2 separate regions of the Homo sapiens genome follow, and region 1 is linked to region 2. A link is a loop called in an ENCODE intact Hi-C map of the cell type or tissue named here. Cell type or tissue: OCI-LY7. All regions are shown on one strand. Each heading gives the region's core, and the rest is flanking DNA. Links, peaks and the distances in the headings are about the cores only.

The links. A loop is a pair of places that touch in the nucleus more often than their neighbours do. Peaks named below come from ENCODE experiments on the same cell type or tissue, not always from the same donor. Only the 100,000 strongest peaks of a DNase experiment are listed, where the experiment ranks them.
Region 1: it touches region 2 in a loop (7-fold over the local background); 11 of 110 quality-filtered maps call a loop at or near these places.

What each region holds. Positions count from the first base shown.
Region 1 is chr10:33,127,383-33,138,581 of GRCh38, reverse strand. No RefSeq gene overlaps it. Among named protein-coding and RNA genes, the nearest start is that of IATPR, 16 kb to the right of the region's middle. RefSeq lists an enhancer at 3,616-4,815. In OCI-LY7, for the core only: CTCF peaks have their summits at 5,788 (motif pointing right) and 9,700; a DNase peak (open chromatin) is centred at 5,791.
Region 2 is chr10:33,003,716-33,014,914 of GRCh38, reverse strand. All of the region lies in intron 2 of ITGB1-DT (ITGB1 divergent transcript), which reads right to left. Among named protein-coding and RNA genes, the nearest start is that of ITGB1-DT, 27 kb to the right of the region's middle. In OCI-LY7, for the core only: CTCF peaks have their summits at 4,325 and 5,995 (motif pointing right); a DNase peak (open chromatin) is centred at 6,014; H3K4me3 peaks cover 259 bases.

The DNA.
Region 1 (11,199 bases), core at 1,720-9,719, 120 kb before region 2:
TCTTAATTACAGCTTTGCATCACAAACAATGGTTACGTAAGTGTTTTGTTGTGTTTTGCTTTGCTTTGCCTTATTTTACAAATTTGATTGTGGTTTCTGAAAAGCCTTGAATTATTTCAAGGAGTTATTTATTCGTGTAGATGAATATCTCTATCCAATAGACCTGGAAGCTGATACTAAAACGGCTGACCAAAAGATAGATGCATTTGTGACCCTTGTCTCCCCAGAAACTACTGGAAGGACCAAATTTATGATCACAACAACCTTTGGTGCTGGCCTTTGTGCAATTTCCTTGCTAGGGCTCTGTGGCCTCTCTCATAGCAACCTAGCTAAGGGGAGGGTCCCTATGTGTGTGGGCACCAGCACATAGCGGAATTGAGAGACTTGTGTTTGCATCTTGGGGCTGCCACTTTGTAAGTAGAAAGGCTTTGGTTTCCTCAATTTCACAATGAGATTAGAATATCCTTTTCCTCCCTCACTTCTCCAATAATCTGGATGCTATGCAAAGAGATCAAGTCCCATCACCTCCATCATAACAGGGACTTTTTATTTAAATTTGTGTTGTTCTCTACCATAGTCGCAGCACCCAGGAGAGTGATGGACACGGGAAAGGCTCTCCTAAACAGCTGCTGAATGAATGCATGCATTCATTACTTCACTCTTCTCTCCTTCCCTCTGCATGAGTGAGCGGCTCCTCCTCTTCTCCCACCCATACTGTGGACTTCCAGGACCTCCAATCCTGAGTGAGCATCAGGATGACTCAGGGTTGGGCTGAGGGCCGGGTCGGGGAGGAGCCAGGTTTACAAGCTCATGTCCCTGATTAGACTGGGAATTCCTTGAGGGCAGGGACTGAGTCTCTGGGAGTTCTCACCTCCTGGCTCCCAGCACCTGTTCCGTAAATGCAAAGTGTCGCCCAGAGAAAGTATGCACTCGGCATCTATGGGTCTACTCCTCAGACTGTCTGACTCTGAGACTTGTTAGATCTTGCAGTCCACAGAAGCACTTTACCCAGGTTCCTTCAAAACATCTCCTATCAAGGAGTTTCATCCGGGCTTCTGAGGACCTGGCTTGAGGGAAGGAAGGGGGAATTCCTGACTTCAACATTCCTCACTGCTCTGGACATAAGGGTTCACTTCTGGGGGCACAGGCACGCCCAGCCTCCCCTCTGCTGATGCAGAAAGTGGAGCCGTATTTCACGTTTTGTTCAGGCCCCTCACCCCCAGGGGCCCACAGCCTGGCAATCGATCCCAAAGCCTCTTGCACCGCTCCTCCTAGATGGCCCTAGGACCTCAAGTTTTGAGGGAACAAACATTCTGGTCCAGTACCCTAGAGAACCCGAGTCAATATGGTAGCATGTACGTGAGCCCAACTAATCCTGGGAAACAAAGTTCGTCCCTATGATGAGCATAATTTTCAGAAGGAAGATAGTATATTTTGTAGGAAAGAGCATGGGGTTTGGAGGCCTGGGACTTTGGTTTATGATCTTACAATCTGTCTCCTCTTGCTAGCTTTGTGACCTGTGGTGACTCACTTAGCTTCTCTCACTTATAGATCTGACATCTGCAAAGGAGCATATTAAGCATAGCCACCTCCAGAGTTTTTGTTAGATGAATCAGAGCACAGATCCGTCTCCCTGACTGGTTGCTAATTAATCTGTGTTGCTAATTAACCTTCCCTCCCCTGCAATCCACACCCCAAGCCCTTGGTCATATCACTGCATTGTCCAACAGAAAGGAAGTGTAAGAAATATGGATTCTTCTTTTAAAACCCTGATAAATTACTTAATGGAAGGTGGAGGAGGTTAGGTCTGTTTTGGGTTGAAATGGGTTTTCATGAGTGAGTTGCAGATCACTTAGTCCCCCATCCCTCCCTCAGTTTCCCCTGGAGAGGCTGCACTCCAAGCATATACCTGTCTCCTATCATGTGGAATCCAAGTCAGCTCTTCGTTTCACATCAGCAGGCTTTCTCTTCAAAACAACCCCACTTTGCTACTACATGACCCCCTCTTATACAGAGGAGTTTGCCACAAATTACTCATCAACATGGGTCTGGGCACATAATTGCTTCATCTCCCAGGCTTGGCACATCTGTGTAAATAGTTTTGATTAGTTTCAGTCTCACTTAATAGTAACAGTTGTGTGGGCCAAGGGAGGTTAGGCTTGATCTTAGACTAAACCAATTAGCAGCAAGGCTCCCACTCCCCCGTCTTTCTGCCCCACCCCTGCATCAATGCCTGCATTTGTAGCAGTGAACAATCTCTAAGGTGATTGTGCCAAGTTCTAAGCCGGGACTTTCAAAGACTTGCCTGGGTACTGCCGCCTCTGCACATAAACTTTGAGAGCACTGTCCAGTCTGGACTGAGCCTAGCTACCTCTGCTATAAGTCACCTTTAACGTAAGTTGCTCTTTTGGGGGCTTCCATAGTTTAAATATGTTGAAAGTTGGCCTCTAACGTGAGCTTCACCCAGTAGAGCCAAGTTGCATGGTTTATAAAAAATGTTATTTCAGTTATGTGATATCCTTTAAACACAGAAATGCACTGAAAATGGGCCAGGCATGGTGGCTTATGCCAGTAATCCCAGCACTTTGGGAGGTCAAGGCAGATGGATCACTTGAGATCAGGAGTTTGAGACCAGCCTGACCAACATGATAAAACCCCACCTCTACTAAAAATACAAAAATTAGCTGGGCGTGGTGGCAGGTGCCTGTAATCCCAGCTACTTGAGAGGCTGAGGCAGGAGAATCACTTGAACCTGGGAGGTGGAGGTTGTGGTGAGCCAAGATCATGTCACTGCACTTCAGCCTGGGTGACAGAGTGAGACTCCATATCAAAAAAAAAAAAAAAAAAAAGAAAAGAAAAGAAAAAAGAAACATACCGAATATGTAAAAGCTCCCAATTTTAGCTCAGTGGTTACTTGGCAGATATCAACCCAATGACCACAACCAAGGAGGATTGATTGATTGATTGATTATTTTAGATTCAGGAGGTACATATATTTGTTTGTTACATGGGTATATTACATACCAGTGGGGATTGGGCTTCCAGTGTCCCCAATATACCAGTAGTGAACATTGTACCCAACAGGTAAGTGCTCAACCCTTGTCCTTCTTCCATCCTCTCTGCTTTTGGAGCCCCCAGTGTCTATTATTTCCATCTTTATGATCATTCGTACCCATTGTTTAGTTCCCACTTATAAGTGAGAACACGCGGTATTTGGTTTTCTGTTTTTCAGTTAGTTCACTCAGGATGATGGCCTCCAGCTCCATCCACATTGCCGCAAGAATGGTATATATAAACCATGGAATACTACACAACCATAAAAAGAATGAAATCATTATTTTCATTAGTATTCCATGGTGTATATAGACCACATTTTCTTTATCCAGTCAACCACTGATGGGCACTCAGCTTGGTTCCGTGACTTTGCTATTGTGAATAGTGCTGCAATAAATAGGTATATTATTTATATGGTCTCTTTTCCTTTGGGTAGATACCCACTCATGCACTCATAGGATTGCTGGGTTGAGTAGAAGTTCTATTTTTAGTTCTTTGAAAACTCTCCATACTGTTTATCACAGAGTTGAGCTAATTTACATCCTCACCAACAAAGCGTAAGTGTTCCCTTCTCTCCACATCCATGCCAACATCTGCACAACCAAGGAGGATTTAGCAAGAGGATTTTATTCCTTGCAACTAGTAACAAGAACACCTGGGATAACTCCCAAAGCAGTGCCTCCTCGAGCTGGGGGCTAGGTCCGGTTTTATAAGGATAGGGTAATAAGGTGTGATCTGATTGGATTTCACAATGAAGTGATGTCAAAAGCCACGATCTGACTAGATCCTGCCATGAGGTGATGCCAGGGCTCGATCTGATTGGATCCTGATCCTGCCCTGCAGTGTCCGCTTCTTATTTCAGTCCCCACTCCTCAGTCCAAGCACTTAGGTTCCCCTGTGGTTGCATGCCTTGGCTCATCAGGGCATGCTCATGATCTTCAACCTGGGAGTCCCGGGCAACTGAAAAACAAATCACAACTTTGTTACATAAAAGTTGAACCAGATTGGTCTGGTGCAGCTACAGCACTGGCAATAGTGGAGCCATGGGCTGTGTGTCAGCTGGCAGATGAGCTGGCAGATGATCTGGAAATTAAGGTGGCTGTTTTGCCATCCCGTCTCTTTGAGCTGGTGGAGCCTCTAAGCTGGGACTCTGAGCAGAATCTAGAAATGACTGGTTATCTCCTGTTCACTGATACTCGTCGACTGGAAAATATTACTGGGTACTGAACTGGCACAACTCTGCCTTGAAATGACTCAACCTGCATGAGTGGGGTGAGTCATCGCCCTCTGCCACCTTACAGCACAGGCCCCACGTGTTGGTTTTTATTACCCTGCATAAGGTCCAGGCCTCATTCAAGTAGGACTCCAAGGCTGCCTGTCCTCACTTCCTCCATTAGGAAAGAGGTGACGAAGGTGGATAACAATTTTACCACCTGGGGATGTGGATTTCTGCCTTCTATTCGTCATTCCTGACATAGGTTTGGCAAGTCTGTGGGTGCCTTTGCTCCTTGCTCGCAGCTAGAACTGAGAATCCTAACAGCCAGAGAGGTTATTATTTTTCTTATGTTGTCACTAGATTCCAGCTCTGAAATTGCAGGTAATTATCTCTCAATGACCAGCATGCCATCTTTCTCCTCTCTATTTTACACCCAAGCAGGCAGGATGGTTGCTGTATGGTGCATTTTTATTTAATTAGCTAAAAGGCTTGGATCTGCTTCTGTTACCCATAAATTAATGCCCATTGCAGCATGCCATGTTTATTAGTCATGGTGTGGGATTAGATGTCAAGAACAAGAGCTTCATCTTCATCACTGGGCATTGTCCTGTCCAAAGAAAGCAAATGGTTGAAGAGACCAAAAACAATCTGGAAATCCTGTAAGTAGCATCACATAAGCAAAGCAAAGTAGGCTTTGGCAAAGGGAACACATTCAGTCCCCTGCTAAGAAGAGCCACTGCTGAGCTGAAAGCCCCCATAGCTCTGTTAAAAGTGAGTTAAGGATCTAGAACCAGAAATACCATTTGACCCAGAAATCCTATCACTGGGTATATACCCAAAGGATTATAAATCATTCTACTGTAAAGATACATGCACACTTATGTTTACTGCAGCACTGTTCACAATAACAAAGACTTGGAACCAACCTAAATGTCCATCAATCATAGACTGGATAAATAAAATGTGGCACACATACACCATGGAATAATGGACAGCCATAAAAAAGAATGAGTTCATGTCCTTTGCAGGGACATGGATGAAGCTGGAAAGCATCATTCTCAGCAAACTAACACAGGAACAGAAAACCAAACACCGCATGTTCTCACTCATAAGTGGAAGCTGAACAACGAGAACACATGGACACAGGAAGGGGAACATCACACACTGGGGCCTGTTGGGGGGTGGGAGGCTAGGGGAGGGACAGCATTAGGAGAAATGCCTAATGTAGATGACATTGATGGCTTCAGCAAACCACCATGGCAAGTGTATACCTATGTAACAAACCTGCATGTTCTGCACATGTACCCCAGAACTTAAAGTATTTTTTTAAAAAAGTGAGTTAGGGCACTATAGGAACTGGGCAGGACACACAGCCCAGCCTGGTGGAGTGAACCATGAAGGTGATCCTTGAGTTGAAGCCCAAGATTTAGTAAGAGTTGGCCAGGTGGAGGGTGTGAGCCTACCATTCAGAGGGAGTAGACACATGAACACAGGAGAGAGAAACTGCAGGTGGCGCAGTAGAACTGCAGAGGGGAGAAAGGCACCCTGGGTTCTAGAGGGCAAGGCAGCACTGGATCAGGAAGGTCTTACATGATCTGCATGAAGGATTTTAAGCAGCAGAGCAGCATGATCAGAAGTGCAGTTTCTAAAACTTATGCTGGTGGAAGAGAGGAAGAAGGCAAGAGTGAAAGTAGAGAACCCAGTAAGGAAGCCAGGAAAGAAATGCGGACAGTGGCTGGGCTCTGTGTCTCATGCCTATAATCTCAGCGCTTTGGGAGGTGGAGGCAGGAGGATTGCTTGAGCCCAGGAGTTTGAGACCATCCTGGGCAACATACCAAGACCTCATCTCTACAAAAAATAAAATAAAGAAATAGCTGAACTGGTGGCACATGCCTGTGGTCCTAGCTACTAGGGAGGCTGAGGTGGGAGGATTGCTTTGAGGCTGCAGTAAGCTGTGATTGTGCCACTGCACTTCATCCTAGGCAACAGAGTGAGATGCTTGCTTAAATAAAAAAAAAAAAAGAAGAAATGTGGATAATTAGAAACCTAGGCAGTGGTGGTAACAATGGAAAGAGACAGAGCAGACAGATGTGGGGGACAGTGTGGGGCAGGGGATGTACTGGTCTTTGAGGTTGGTCATCTGGGAGAACATCAGAGCCACTCACTGCAACCAGACACCCAGGAAGGGGAGCAGGTCGGCAGAAGAGGGCACGGGAAAGAAAGATGGAATGATGGCATGTTTCATTTAACCCAGGTTGAACTTGAAGCCTTCCTGTCATATACAGTGTGCACCCATGTGGACTAGTCGCACATGTTCAGGTAACTGTAACATCCTCTGTGCCCCATTGTGACCCTTTCTGCCACCCCTACTGGGGACACAGAAGGAGAAACTGTAGTTAAGTGCAGTGTGAGACTGGGGAAACTGATCAGCTGTGATCTAAAGCAGGGATCCTCAACCCCCCGGGCCATGACAGGTACCAGTCTGTAGCCTGTTAGGAACTAGACCAAACAGAAGAAGATGAGGGGTGGGCAAGCAAGGGAAGCTGAGCTCTGCCTCCTGTCAGATCAGTGATGGCATTAGATTCTCACAGGAGTGCGAACCCTATTGTGAACCGTGCACACGATGGATCTAGGTTGCATGGCCCCTTACGAAAATGTAATGATAGACCAGGCACGGTGGCTCATGCCTGTAATCCCAGCACTTTGGGAGGCCGAGGCAGGTGGATCACAAGGTAAAGAGATCGAGACCATCCTGGCCAACATGGTGAGACCCCATCTCTACTAAAAATACAAAAATTAGCTGGGCTTGGTGGCGTGCGCCTGTAGTCCCAGCTACTTGGGAGGCTGAGGCAGGAGAATCGCTTGAACCCAGGAAACGAAGGTTGCAGTGAGCCGAGATCACGCTACTGCACTCCAGCCTGGTGACAAAGCGAGACTCCGTCTCAAAAAAAAAAAAAGAAAGAAAGTATAATGATAAATGAAATGTGCTTGAATCATCCCAATACCATTTCCTGTCCCTCTCTGTGGAAAAATTGTCTTCCACAAAACTGGTCCCTGGTGCCCAAAAGTTTGGGGACTGCTGATCTAAAGCATTCTCTGAATTCACATCAACACTCACAAAACGCATTTGTGCTCATAGAAATGTTATATGGTTCATGAGAAGAAAAAGATAACAATCTTTTAACTCCAATTTAAAGGACTGTAATCAATTTTTTAAAGGTCTATGAAGGAAAAGCTATAGCCCCATTATAAATTCTGAAAAGAGCCAACTGGTCATGATCCGTTTTGCTACTGAGTAAAAGTATCAAGATTCAGGTAGTTAAGCAATAACAATGAAGAATGCCTACTCTGTGAAAAGGCACCGGGAGATACAGAGATATCCATGACGGCTCACATCCTCAAAGTATTTGTCATTTTAAAGGGCATTCAGGAACAGCAATAGCTATAACTAAAGGTATCTATTTCATAAATAGTGTTAGCTAACTATCGTCAATACGCCAGGGTGAGGAAGACTAATTCTTATTTATTTATAGAAAGATAGGATCTCGCTATGTTGCCCAGACTGGTCTTGAAAGCCTGGCCTCAAGCAATCCTCCTGCCTCGGCCTCCCAAAATGCTGAGAGTAAAGGAGTGAGCTGCCACATCTGGCCTGGGGAGATTAGTTTTGATTGGGTTGTGAGAAACCATGAGTGGCTTCACGGGCCTAAAGTCATGTTAGCCTAGGATGCTCTATGAATCCCCCAAGACCTGGCCTTGGAGGACAAGTAGGATTTCACCTAAATTCCACATGGGGTTTTCTTGCCATCATGAGATAAGAAGGTCACAGTCAAGTCTCAAGCATACACAGCATGTCAAACCATATGAAACAGCCATTTTTATAGGTAAAAGATGGTTGAATATTGAACAATTTCATAGAGTTCAATCTAATAATCCAGCTTTATCTGAATTTAGAATTCCTAATATGAGCTGGGGCTCCTATAACCTCCTGCAGAGGCTTGGCTTGTGGTCACCATAAGCATCTTCACATCAGCTGCTGAAGGAGCAACATTCCACAGAGCCCACTCTTTTCCCAGACCAAGTTTACATGGTTTGAAAACTAGACATTTTGCGCAATGCATTGGTGCTGTCTGCCTCCCTCCCGGGGCTCCCAGTCTGTGAACATTAAAAGAAAATCAATAGGATTAGGTCATGTTTTTGATGGCACGTGCACCTGACAGGCCTCGCATCTTAAATTCTCGCTAAAATAAAAGCTCTTAACCCTCTGCAGCTTCTGGGGGATCCACATTAACTTCTCATTCAACCTTTCCTGGAGTAGATTAATCACAAGAGCCGCACCATTATCCCAGCCCTACTTTGCTGAAACTCGCCCAGTGTTGGAAAACTCAGTTTGAACCCAGTCCTGCACCCCAAAGGAGAATCCTCTAAGGCTGGGCTGAGTCAGTCTTTTTGAAGTACACATGCTCTTTGGAGCTGACTGATTGCTGGCACTGTCAAGTGATGAGGATGTCATGATTCCCCGAAGCTGGGGTCATGAACCCAGAGCATATTTTAAAAATGAATTAGAAAACCATTTCAACATCCATGTGGACGTGAGGAGAAAAATTTGTTGATAAATAATTTAAGTGGTCACATGTTGGCCCTGCCCCAGGACTGTGGACACAACCACAGCATGAGGATGGGATTATTGTGCACAGTATATTAAAATTCACCCCACAGATGGCTTTCTATTTTTAAGGAAGAGCCTTATTCCAGAGTTAGAAAGAAGAATGCTTTGGAAACCCAAAGATCCCACAAGCATTTTCAGACGTTACTTCATTGACCTCTGCAGCCATTCAGGGGAATGGCTGTAGTTGGAGACGTTTGAATGCTCCGGCAGAGGGTGGAGGTGGCCGAGGCCTCACCCCTGCATTGGCAGATACATGCCTTGCAGAGGATGACACACACTCCATGACCACTTTAGAGAAAAGACTGCCTCAGCAGCTTGGCATGGGATCGCCAGCTTCTTTCCTTCTGTCCCCACACTGCCAAGTGTGGGCAGAAGAGAAAAAGAAAAATACTTACTAGAGCCGACTCAGCAATCAGAGAGTTTGGTGGTGTGGAAGTGCTGAGAAGTCCCTGGGACCCCATCAAAAAGAAAGCACCCTGGGTGGGCTGGCTAGAGCATTTGGAGGGAATTCCAAGCCCTCGGTCATCATTTCAACTAGATCAGCCCCAATCACATCTTCCTAAACTGTAATCCAACTTCCTCCCTCTCCTCAAGAGGAGAGAGCCCCAAGGGGGTGAAGGGACCTTTCTAAGGGCACAAAGTGAAACAGTAGAAAGCCAGATCTCTGGGTTCCAAAAACCTGGGGAGGGAAAATTGAGCTAGCAGGAGAAAGGAGAGAACCAGAGAAAAAAGAGAAGATGAAAGAAAAAAGTGCAGAAAGTGAAAATAAAGAGTTGCAAGTGTAGGATACTTTTGTGTCCCCACCCTCATGCACTTCCATGTGGCCTGACTGGCCACCAGGTGGGGACTTGCATCTTGGAAGGTGCCTTAAGGAGAGGCCTAAAATTTGGTCACTGCTCTTGTAGAAAGGGAAATCTCGGGAACTGAGGACCACACGTGCCCCAGGCACTGTGCACACGTGGTCTTTTTCAATGAAACTCAGGCCACGCGGTGGCTCACGCCTGTAATCCCAGCACTTTGGGAGGCCTAGGCAGGTGGATCACTTGAGGTCAGGAGTTCCAGACCGTCCTGGCTAACATGGTGAAACCCTGTGTCTACTAAAAATACAAAAAAATTAGCCGGGCGTGGTGGTGGGCACCTGTAGTCGCAGCTACCTGGGAGGCTGAGGTAGGAGAATGGCGTGAACCTGGGAGGCGGAGCTTGCAGTGAGCTCAGATCGCGCCACTGCACTCGAGCCTGGGCGACAGAGAGAGACTCCATCTCAAAAAAAAAAAAAATATATATATATATATATACAAAAATTAGCTGGGCTTGGTGGTACATGCCTGAATCCCAGCTACTTGGGAGGCTGAGGCACCAGAATCATTTGAACCTGGGAGGCGGAAGCTGCAGTGAACGGAGATCATGTGATTGCACTCCAGCCTGGGCAACAGCACGAGAATCTGTCAGAAGGAAGGGGAAGGAAGGGAAAGGAGAGGAAAGAAAGGGAAAGGGAGGAAAGGGAGGGGAAGAGGGTGGAGGGGAGAGGAGTGGGAAAGGAGGGGAGGGGAGGATGGGAGGGGAGGGGAGGGGAGAGGGAGGGGGGAAGGGAAGTGGGTGGGTGAGGAGAGGGAAGGGAAGAAGGGGGAAGGAAAGAAGGGGAAGGGGAGGGGAGGGGAGGGGGGAAGGGAGGGGAGGGGGCGGGGGGGAGGGGAGGGGCGGGGAGAGAACGCAAGGGAAGGGAAGGGAAGGGAAGGGAAGGGAAGGGAAGGGAAGGGAAGGGAAGGGAAGGGAATCAGTCCCTATTTTGTAAACAACTGAACTGCTGCTGCCATGTACTGGGTTTTTGAGGCAGAGACCCCCTCCCCTCCCAACGCTCATGCTCCCCTGCATTGTAAGCGCCCAGGATTCCTGCCCGCCAGTGCAGGGAGCACAGTGGAAGGGTTGTGGAGCAAAGCGGAGGATGTCTGCGTCCAGGTCCACGTGGTGTTATTATTTCTTTTTGTGATTCTAAACAAGAATCTTCCATTTAGCTTAAAACAACCAAATAAGGCAGCTGAGAGGAAGGTAACATTATCTTTTTCAGTATCTTAACCCTAAATGTCCATTTATTTCCCTGGAATAGAGTGTGGATTTTTGGATTTGTTTTTAGCAGGGAAGGGGAAAACATGGGGGTAATGTTGTTTTGTTTTCTTTCTCTCTCTCTCTCTTTTTTTTTTTTTCAGACGGAGTCTCACTCTTTCATCCAGGCTGGAGTGGTGCAGTGGCGTGATCTCAGCTCCAC
Region 2 (11,199 bases), core at 1,050-9,049:
GATCGCGCCATTTAACTCCAGCGTGGGGGACAAGAGTGAGACTTCGTCTCAAAGAAAAAAAAGAGAGTCTTGCTGTGTCACTCGACTGGAGTGCAGTGGTGCCATCATAGCTCACTGCAGCCTCCGACTCCTGCACTTAACTCATCCTCTCATCTCACCTTCCCCAGTAGCGAAGACTACATGTGTGCACCACCACACCCAGCTAATATTTTTTAATTTTTTGTAGAGACAGGGTATCACTGTGTTGCCCCTGCTGCTTTTGAACTGCGAGACTCAACCAATCCTCTCACCTTGGCCTCTCAAAGTGCTGGGATTACAGGGATAAACCACCACGCCCAGCCCACAAGACATTTCCCAGTGGATTTTTTCCCCAAGGTTTCCCACGGAAACTGTGTCCAGAATTGGTGGGTTCTTGGTCTCACTGACTTCAAGAATGAAGTTGCTGACCCTCGCGGTGAGTGTTACAGCTCTTAGGGGGGGACGTCTGGAGTTGTTCGTTCCTCCTGGTGGGCTCGTAGTCTTGCTGGGCTCAGGAGTGAAGCTGCAAATCTTCACGGTGAGTGTTACAGCTCATAAAAGCAGCATGGACTCAAAGAGTGAGCAGTAGCAAAACATATTGCAAAGAGCGAAAGAACAAAGCTTCCGCAGTGGGGAAGGAGACCCGAGTGGGTTGCCAATGCCGGCTCCGAAAGCCTGCTTTTATTCTCTTATCTGGCCCCACCCACATCCTGCTGATTGGTAGAGCCCAGTGGCCTGTTTTGTCCGGGCGCTGATTGGTGCGTTTACAATCCCTGAGCAAGATACAAAGGTTCTCCACCTCCCCATCAGATTAGTTAGATAGAGTTTCAACACACAGGTTCTCCAAGGCCCCACCAGAGCAGCTAGATACAAAGTGCCAATTGGTGCATTCACAAACCTTGAGCTAAACACAGGGTGCTGATTGGTGTGTTTACAAACCTTGAGCTAGATACAGAGTGCCGATTGGTGTATTTACAATCCTTGAGCTAGACATAAAGGTTCTCCACGTCCTCACCAGAGCAGCTAGATACAGAGTGTCGATTGGTGCACTCACAAACCTTGAGCTAAACACAGGGTGCTGATTGGTGTATTTACAATCCCTGAGCTAGATATAAAGACTCTCCACGTCCCCACCAGACTCAGGAGCCCAGCTGGCTTCACCTAGTGGATCCCGCACTGGGGCTGCAAGTGAAGCTGCCTGCCAGTCCTGCACCGTGCGCTCGCATTCCTCAGCCCTTGGGTGGTCGATGGGACTGGGCGCCGTGGAGTAGGGGGTGGTGCTCGTCGGGGAGGCTCGGGCAGCACAGGAGCCCATGGAGTGGGTGGGAGGCTCAGGCATGGTGGGCTGCAGGTCCCGAGCCCTGCCCCGCGGGAAGGCAGCCAAGGCCCAGCGAGAAATCAAGCGCAGTGCCGGTGGGCCAGCACTGCTGGGGGACTCAGTACACCCTCCGCAGCCACTGGCCCGGGTGCTAAGTCCCCCACTGCCCGGGGCCAGCAGGGCTGGCTGGCTGCTCCGAGTGCGGGGCCCGCCAAGCCCACGCCCACCCGGAACTCCACCTGGCCCGCAAGCGCCGCACGCAGCCCCGGTTCCCGCTCGTGCCTCTCCCTCCACACCTCCCTGCAAGCTGAGGGAGTGGGCTCCGGCCTTGGCCAGCCCAGAAAGGGGCTCCCACAGTGCAGTGGGGGGCTGAAGGGCTCCTCAAATGCCACAAAGTGGGAGCCCAGGCAGGGGAGGTGCTGAGAGCAAGCGAGGGCTCTGAGGACTGCCAGCACGCTGTCACCTCTCAAAACTTGTTCAGACAACATTTGAATTTACATAAGAGTAGAAAAATAATATTTTTGCACACATATTCCAAGAGCTGAATAGTCAATATTATTATGACATGGGTGGAGTTAGTACCTTTTTTTTTTTTTTTTGAGATGGAGTCTCACTCTGTTGCCCAGGCTGGAGTGCAGTGGTGCAATCTCGGCTCACTACAACCTCTGCCACCCAGGTTCAAGCGATTCTCCTGCCTCAGCCTCCTGAGTAGCTGAGAATACAGTGGCAGGCGCCACTGCACCCGGCTAATTTTTCTATTTTTAGTAGAGACAGGGTTTCGCCATCTTGGCCAGGCTGGTCTTGAACTTCTGACCTCGTGATCCATCCACCTCGGCCTCCCAAAGTGCTGGGATTACAGGCATGAGCCACCACACCCGGCCTGGAGTTTGTATCTTAACACACTGGTGTATGAATATTCAGTGGATAGTGAAGTCACACGGCCTTGGCTTCAGAACTGGCACCCACCCACCCTCACCACAACCACCAAGCTATGAAGAATGTGGGGTTGGGGAGACATTTGACTTTCTAAGCCTACAAAAGAGGGCTCTGAATAGCTGGTCTTCCCTCCCACCGGCCTGCTGGGAGAACAGAAGAACACGAGGTTTGCAGTTGTACTTGGTGTTGTCGTCACCATCTGGGCAGTTCCCAGTGGGAATAATTCTGGGCTCTTCTTGAGTCCTCTGCATCTGGTACATTACATGGCAAGTTCCTAGTTGGTTTCAATTCTCATTTTAAAATCTCTTGCCACTTTTATCATGAAACTTTTTAATAACTTGGTCGAAAACCAATATTCTTTCTTTTTTCTTCAACTTTTAAGTTCAGGGGTACATGTGCAGGATGTGCAGGTTTGTTACATGGGTAAACCTGTGCCATGGTAGCTGCACGGACCATCCCATCCCCTAGGTATGAAGCTCAGCACCCATTAGCTATTCTTCCTAATGCTCTCCTTCCCCCTGCACCCCCGTGCCAGGCCCCAGTGTATGTTGTTGCCTGCTATGTGTCCATGTGTTCTTATCATTCAGCTTCCACTTTTAAGTGAGAACATGCAGTGTTTGCTTTTCTGTTCCTGCATTAGTTTGCTGAGGATAGCAGCTCCCAACTCTATCCATGTCCCTGCAAAGGACATGATCTTGTTCCTTTTCATGGCTGCATATATTCCATGGGGCTATGTGCCACATTTTCTTTATCCAGTCTATCACTGATGGGCATTTAGATTGATTTCATATCTTTGCTATTGTGAATAGTGCTGCAGTGAACATACGCGTGCATGTATCTTTATAACAGAATGGCTTCAGTGAACACACGCGTGCATGTATCTTTATAATAGAATGATTTATATTCCTTTGGGTATATACCCAGTAATGGGATTGCTGGGTCAAATGGTATTTCTGCCTCTAGGTCTTTGAGGAATCACCACACTGTCTTCCACAATGGTTGAAATAATTTACATTCCCACCAATAATGTAAAAGCATTCCTTTTTCTTTCCAATCTTGCCAGCATCTGTTGTTTGTTTGTTTGTTAGTTTTTTGCTTTGTAATAATAGCCACTCTGACTGGCATGAGATGGTATCTTATTGTGGTTTCAATTTGCGTTTCTCTAATGATCAGTGATGTTGAGCTTTTTCTCATATGTTTTTGCCGTATGTATGTCTTCTTTTGAGGAGTGTCTGTTCATGTCCTTTGCCCACTTTTTAATGGGGTTTTTTTTTTCTTGTAAATTTTAAAATCAATCTTCTTTATATGTCAATAGTATTATCATAAAATAGAAGTACTAATATTGCATTTCATGACACTTCTAGGTGCAATTATAAAAGTCATTTCTGGCTGGCTTATAATCCCAGCACTTTGGGAGGTCGAGTCAGGAGGCTAGCTTGAGCCCAAGAGTTTGAGACAAGCCTGGACAACAAAGTGAGACTCCCACCTCTACAAAAAGTACAAAATCAACCAGGTGTGGTGGTGCACACCTGTAGTCCCAGCTACTCAGGAGGCTGAGGCAGGAGGATCACCTGAGCCAAGGAGATAAAGGCTACAGTGAACTGTGATAGAGACACTGTACTCTAGCCTGGGCGACAGAGCAAGACCCTGTCTCAAAGCAGAAAGAAAAAATAAAAGTCACTTGTTACAACTATGCATTTAGATTTTCCTTAAACAATCAATTTATGCCTCTCTCTACTGCTTTTGTTTGATTAATACACACGATCATTCTAAATCAGTAGCATTGCATAACAATCTTGTTAACATCTATTTTCTAGGTATTTAATGGACTGATTTCATCAAGGCCATCCCTCTGAACTCCCTGAGTGTAGACATGATATTTTCATTTTACTACCCTGTGCTCCTGCCCAGCACACCCAAGCCTCAGGGCCCAAGCCAGGCATGGAAGAACAAAAGCATCCAAGGAGGCTTCATGGTGCAATTCCAGATGGAAAATGAATCCATCCTGTGGCCAGAGGAGGAACTACCTAGAAATTCTTCCCGACTCCGGTCATTCACTGACAACTCGTTAAAACACCCTTTCGCATGGCAGTGGTTTTTAATTATTCCTCATGTGCCTGTGAGCTCCAAAACCACAGGAGACCTTCCAGCAGGCTAGGAGGGCAGGAAGCAGTTGGAGCCACTGTGGTTTAAAGGAGTAAACAAGCCAGTTCAGGTATTTGGATGAGTGCAGAGGGCTGTGCCGGAGAATGTCATACATGCCCAAGCACTCGTTTGTGGTTTTCAAAAAGGACAAATGGGTGTGGGCTGAAAGTGTGGCATCGCCACCCAGAAAGAACTGAAATTGCCACCCAGGCTGCATAAGCACACACCCTGATTATCATCTGTTGTCTAGCTGCTCCTCACAATATGAGCTTGTGCTCGTTATCTAGAAATCGATCTGAAAATAAATACAGGCTTAGTGCATCACTCTATCAGTATGATGACCGTGGGGTGCACCAGGAAGGGGACTAGACAAGGAGGAAATACCCAGAGCTCCTGTCCTGGCACTGCCATTCCCAAGAACAAGTCTTGAAAATGCTCTGGGCTTCAGCGTCCTCGTTTGTAAATCAGGAATTACAATACCAGCTCCATCTTCCTTGCAGAATTATGAGCTGATAAAGAAAACCAATCGACAAGTATCTTACTGAGCTCACAGTGCTCCCAAACATGTAGACCCCGATGAGGGCTTGAAAAGGGATAAGAAATGGTATCTGGCCTGGAATATTTCCCAATAGATTTTGGATAAGATGAGACTGAAGCCTGTGTATCAATAGTAAACCATTTGACAAGTATTTGCACAAGCACACAGTTATAGAATATAACCTATAACCCTCATAGGATTACTCAGACAAGGGAGAGTGACATGGAGGGGCAACAGCTGGGCTGGATCCTACAGGATGAAAAGGCTTCATCTGGCAAAGGGAGGGAAGGACAGGACCCCATCTGAAGACTCAAAGGCTGCAATGAGCAACACTTCTTCAATGGGCCAGGGAAATGAAAATGTAAGGGTAGGATGACACTGGATTAAAGTAACAGTGAAATCAGATGGAGGAGGTATTTGGAAAGAAAGGGAAATTGAGTTCTAGGGTATTTTCAAAAAATAGTGACAAGTTTAAGGAAGATGAATCTAATGACAGTGTGTAGTCTGGTCAGAGCTAAGATGGAAACTGATATGGAAAAGCATCTATTGCTCACTCTTAGTAGCAGTAAGAAAAAAACTGGTAAGACTAGATGACTTACTAGATACAAGGGAAAGAGTTGGGTTAAAGTTCATTTAAATTTTTTAGCAGGGGGATTACAAGAACTTCTGCTCATTTGAAAGTCAGCAATACGTTCTTGTTTGCTTTGCTTTATTGGAGGATGGGGCCATTTAAAGCCATTGCTCCACATAGTATTCTGATTGCAATTGACTCATATGAATGACAATAATATTCCCTCACCAAGCACAGCTATTTATTACGTGGTTCTGTAAGTGTGGTTTTCTTCCCATCTTGATTTTGCATCAACTCCTGTTCTGTTTTGCAACAAGTCTTCAGCATTATATCATCTTGTTTTTTTTCAACCTGTGGAGCTCTGAAGCTCGGAAAGTAGAATCATCTCATAGAATCCAACAATCTTTATTTGAATCAATGCGGTTTCTGAAGTTTAGCTACCAGAGCATAGTGGCAAGGCGCAAATCCATTTTTGTCCACTAGGTGACAGACAAGAACTACTTTCTCTGCATCCCGCTGGAAAAATGAGAGCCACAATATGGAAAAACTAAGCACTGTGGCTCATACATTTCTATTTGTCTTCTGAACTTAGAAAAGGAAACACCAATTGGTATGCCCAATATCGCTCTGTAGTCCACTGAAAAATGCCGGAAGGGTTTTCAGACTACTGAGTTGGGGTACGGGTACTTTTGCTTTTTGTGTGGTTTTTTTGGAGTTTTTTGTTGCTTGATTGACGTCTTTGTGTTTTGTCCAGGTGAAAAATAGTGGCAGGAACAGATAATGAAGGTGGTAATGATAGTGTTATAAAGTGAGACTATATTGATTATAATGTATTAATTTTTAATTAATTCATTCATTAATTTTTTGCAGTCAGGGTTAAGGGGAGTGCCGGTGGGAAAGGCAGTGGGAATTGTGCAGGTGGAAGACATGATCAAGGTGAATAGCAATGAGACTGTTCCCAAAGGCCATACAGCCTTTGCCACCCTTTTCTAAAATTATTTTTTGAGACAGATTCTCATTCTGTTGCCCAGGCTGGAGTACAGTGGCACGACCATGGCTCATGGCTCACTGCAGCCTCAACCTCCCAGGCTCAAGCGATCCTCTCAGCTCAGACTCCCCAGTAGCTGGGACTGCAGGCGCACAACCCCACATCTGGCTTATTTTATTTTATTATTTTATTTTATTTTATATTTTATTTTATATTTTATTTTATTTTATTATTTTATTTATTTTATTTTATATTTTATTTTTATTTTTTATTTTATTTTATTTTATATTTTATTTTATTTTATTTTATATTTTATTTTATTTATTTTATTTTATTTTGTTTTATTTTATTTTATTTTATTTTATTTTATTTTATTTTATTTTATTTTATTTATTTTTTGAGACAGAGTTTCTCTCTTGTTGCCCTTGTTGCCCAGTCTGGAGTGCAATGGCGCAATCTCTGCTCACTGCAAACTTGGCCTCCTGAGTTCAAGCGATTCTCCTGCCTCAGCCTCCTAAGCAGCTGGGATTACAGGGGCCCGTCACATGCCCAGCCAGCTAATTTTTTGTATTTTTAGTAGAGATGGGGTTTCACCACGTTGGCCAGGCTGGTCTTAAGCTCCTGACCTCAGGTGATCCGCCCACCTCGGCCTCCCAAAGTGCTGGGATTACAGGCATGAGCCACCGCGCCTGGCCCTATTTTTACTTTATTTTAGAGACGGGGTCTCGCTATGTTGCCCGGGATGGTCTCCAACTCCTGGCCTCAAGTGATCCTCCTGCCTTGGCCTCCCAAGGTGCTAGGATTACAGGCAAGAGCCACTGTGCCTGGCCCCTTTTAGAAATGCCCTGGCAATCCAGACAGGGCTGAGAAACATGACTAAAAGTTACTTTACGGAGACATCTAGTTTATTCTTCTTCTGGATAGAACTATACTTAAATCAACAGTACAATGATGCTGACAGTGGGCTTCAAACCTGACTCTAATATTGAATTTCAGCTGGGCATGGTGCTCACGCTTGTAATCTCAGCACTTTGGGAGGCCAAGGCAGGAGGATTACCTGAGATCAGGAGTTCAAGACCAGCCTGGCCAACATGGTGAAATCGTCTCTCTACTAAAAACACAAAAATTAGCTCGGCGTGGTGGTGTGTGCCTGTAATTCCAGCTACTTGGGAGGCTGAGGCAGGAGAATTGCTTGAACCCCGGAGGCTGAGGTTGCATTGAGCTGAGATTGCGCCACTGCACTCCAGCCTGGGTGACAGAGCAAGACTCCATCTCAAAAACAAACAAAAACAACAACAACAATTGAATTGCTTCGAACAGTGGAGTAAGAATGGTTTTAATCAACATCCATTGAGTGTGTATTTTGTCTAACATACTCTACAGTTAGTATTCTTCAATTGATGTCATAACTATCACACCCACCCAAAGGAACTTAAAACTTACTGAAGCTTGTGAGACTGCTGCATATTTTTAAATATTCTAACAACATTCAGTTTTCTCCTACACACTTTCTAACAATATCGACAGCAAAATAAATATTGCTGCATTTGAAAATGAAATTTGAAAACAAACCTCTATTTACAACTCCCTTGGTAAAGTTTCTTTTTGTTTGTTTGTTGAGACAGAGTCTCGCCCTGTGGCCCAGGCTGGAGTGCAGCGGCGCCATCTCAGCTCACTGCAACCTCAGCCTCCTGAGTTCAAGCGATTCTCCCGCCTCAGCCTCCTGAGTAGCTGGGATTACAAGTGCACACCACCATGCCCGGCCTATTTTTCTATTTTTAGTAGAGATGAGGTTTCACCAAGTTGGCCAGGCTGATCTCGAACTCTTGGCTTCAAGTGATGTGCCCACGTCTGCCTCCCAAAGTGCTGGGATTACAGCCATGAGCCATCACGCCTGGCTCCCTTGGTAAAGCTTCTACTATTTTTAGGTAACTGTTTTGAAGATACGTTGTTTTCCTCTCCCAAAAAAGCAAGGAAGACCAGCTATTTAAAGCTAATGAGATCACATTAAAAAGATAGAAATAAATATTTTTACACATTTCCTTAAATCTCAGCATTCTGAATAACTTGGGCTTTCTTTTGATCAACTTCACTAGGAAAAAAACTAACTGATTTGGAGTGATGTTTCCACAAATAGGACTCCCATACATGCTTGCTCATGCCCTCCCTTGAACTTCCTCTGCTGCTTTCTATATATTTAAAGTGGAATGGAAGTTTATTACATGAAAGCAGATGGTGTTTGGCCCTTGTAAAGAAAACCTAAAACGCAGCATGGAGCGACATAAGCACAGTGCCTCCCCCTGCAATTATGTATTTACATCTAAGCTGTGCAATTTAGGTGTGACTTTGGGCAAGACATTCATCTGAGCCTCAGTTTCCCCGACGAGTAAAGGGCCTAGATCACTGACCCACACTTCACTAAGTTTTGGTGAGAATCGCGGGCGCTAACAGCACTCCAATTAAGGTCAAGCACTATGCAAATAGGAGCAGCATTTTTGATGTTGGGAAAGACAGCGCGGAGACCCGGGCTGGCTTCCAGAGGGTGCAGCCCGCCTGCGTTCCCGGGCTGCCGGGCCGCGTCACCACCACCACCGAGCCCGCCTGCGGCAGTGCAAACGCAGTGAGTCATCCGCAGGGCGTGCGGAGTGTGCCGGCTGGGTCCCTGCAGCCCCCAAGCCCGGAGGGATGCGGGAAAATCGCTCTTGGAAGATGCAATTGCTTTAATAATCGACTTTCACCCTTAGTAGCAGAAAAACGACCGTGGCCACAGTACCACAAAGTCTCTGGTATGTGATTTCACTTTCCAGTTTTCCTGGGGAAGCCAGCGGCCTCTGCTTGGGAGCATTATTACCATATATAGAGAGAAATCTGCCTAGTGGGGTGAAAAAAAGAGCCCAGGAGAAGCCTGAGTCAGTTGCCTTAGGTAAGAGTGACTATTGCCAGGGTCAGGATGAGATCTGCCCGTCAGCCGACTTTATTACTAACCCTGTGAAGTTGCAGATGATTCAAACAGCAGAAAAGGGAAGTGTTGCAAACATCAGCACACTCAGGACATCTAACCCGCAGGAGAGGCTGTGAAGCAGTTATTAAAATTCTGGAAAACAGATGAAAGAGACTGTTCTCAACCTTGGGGGGAAAGAAACGTTCCTACCTTTATTTCTAGATTTTTTTTTTTAAGAAAACAACAACAAAAAATTCTAAATAGAAGCAGTTTAGCTAATGATCTAGGACAAAAATCTCTGTGACTTTGAAGCACTGCTGTAGGTTAAAAAATAATGCATCACGTGAAACAGTAGTTTTGAGACCAGCCTGGGCAACAAAGTGAGTCCCCGTCTACAAAAAGTAAAACTTTTTAAAAATTAGCCGGGCTTGGTGGCATGCCTCTGTAATCCAAGCTACTCAGGAGGCTGAAGCAGGAAGATCCCTTGAGCCCAGGAGTTGAAGGCTGCGGTGAGCTATGATCCAGCCACTGCACTCCAGCCTGAGCGACAGAGTGAGACCCCCATCTCTAAAAAAATAAAAGTAGCCGGCACAGTGGCTTACACCTGTAATCCCAGCACTTTGGGAGGCTGAGGCGGGCAGATCACCTGAGGTCAGGACTTCGAGACCAGCCTGGCCAACATGGTGAAATCCCGTCTCTACCAAAAATATGAAAATTAGCTGGGCCTGGTGGTGGGCGCCTGTAATCCCAGCTACTCGGTGGGCTGAGGTGGGAGAATCGCTTGAACCTGGGAGGTGGAGGTTGCAGCGAGCTGAGATCATGCCATTGCACTCCAGCCTCAGTGGCGAGAGTGAAACTCTGTCTCTAAATAAATAAATAAATAAATGTTAAAAAAAATTTAATGCAGATATAGGCCACAGACATAAGACAACCTTGCTGACAAGTTGAAATGATTAGTAAGTATATAGTAATTGTTTTGATGCTTGTGACATCATAGTTACTGGCAAAAGAAAAAAAATAGAACTATCAAGAATTTTGAGTAGACATGTTTCAGGAAGAGGGAAAGGACTTGGATGAATGTTTGGAAAACAATGGAAAGCTTTTACACCTATTCTTGACTTCCATTTTGCTGGATTGCACATAGCTCCCCAAACCTCACTTTTTCACTCATAAAATAATCATAGCATTTGTCTCTACTTAGTTTTTAGTACTCTATTAATATTTTCTGTGATTATTCCCATAAAGCTGTTTGAATCACTTGGAAGAAATATATATCTTCTCATTTTTTAGACTTTTCTGTCGCAGCCTATTATGCTCTGATGATCAATATACAATTACATATAATATATTGTTATCAGATGATAATAGGTATATAATGTGAGGAATCTAAACATTACAAAATAACCAGAGGGAGCCCATGAACTTATTCTTAGATTCCATAAACAAAAAGAAAAAAAAAAGGAGTATCTATCCTACATAAACCAACTAGGAAAATGCCTCTGTGACATTGCTAAGACTTAATGACAAAAGTGATGGAAGAAACCAAGTAATTACACCGTGGGCTTTTCTTTGTGTACAAAAAAAAAAATCTGGTACAGTGATTTCGTACTTAATGTTGTCAATAGGTTCTTGAAAATTTCAGCTTTAGGTGAAAGGATATATAATGAAATCAATTTGATCATAGGCTACTTGATACAAACAAGAGTTAAGATCCTCTGGCATATTTCTGATCACAAAAACATAA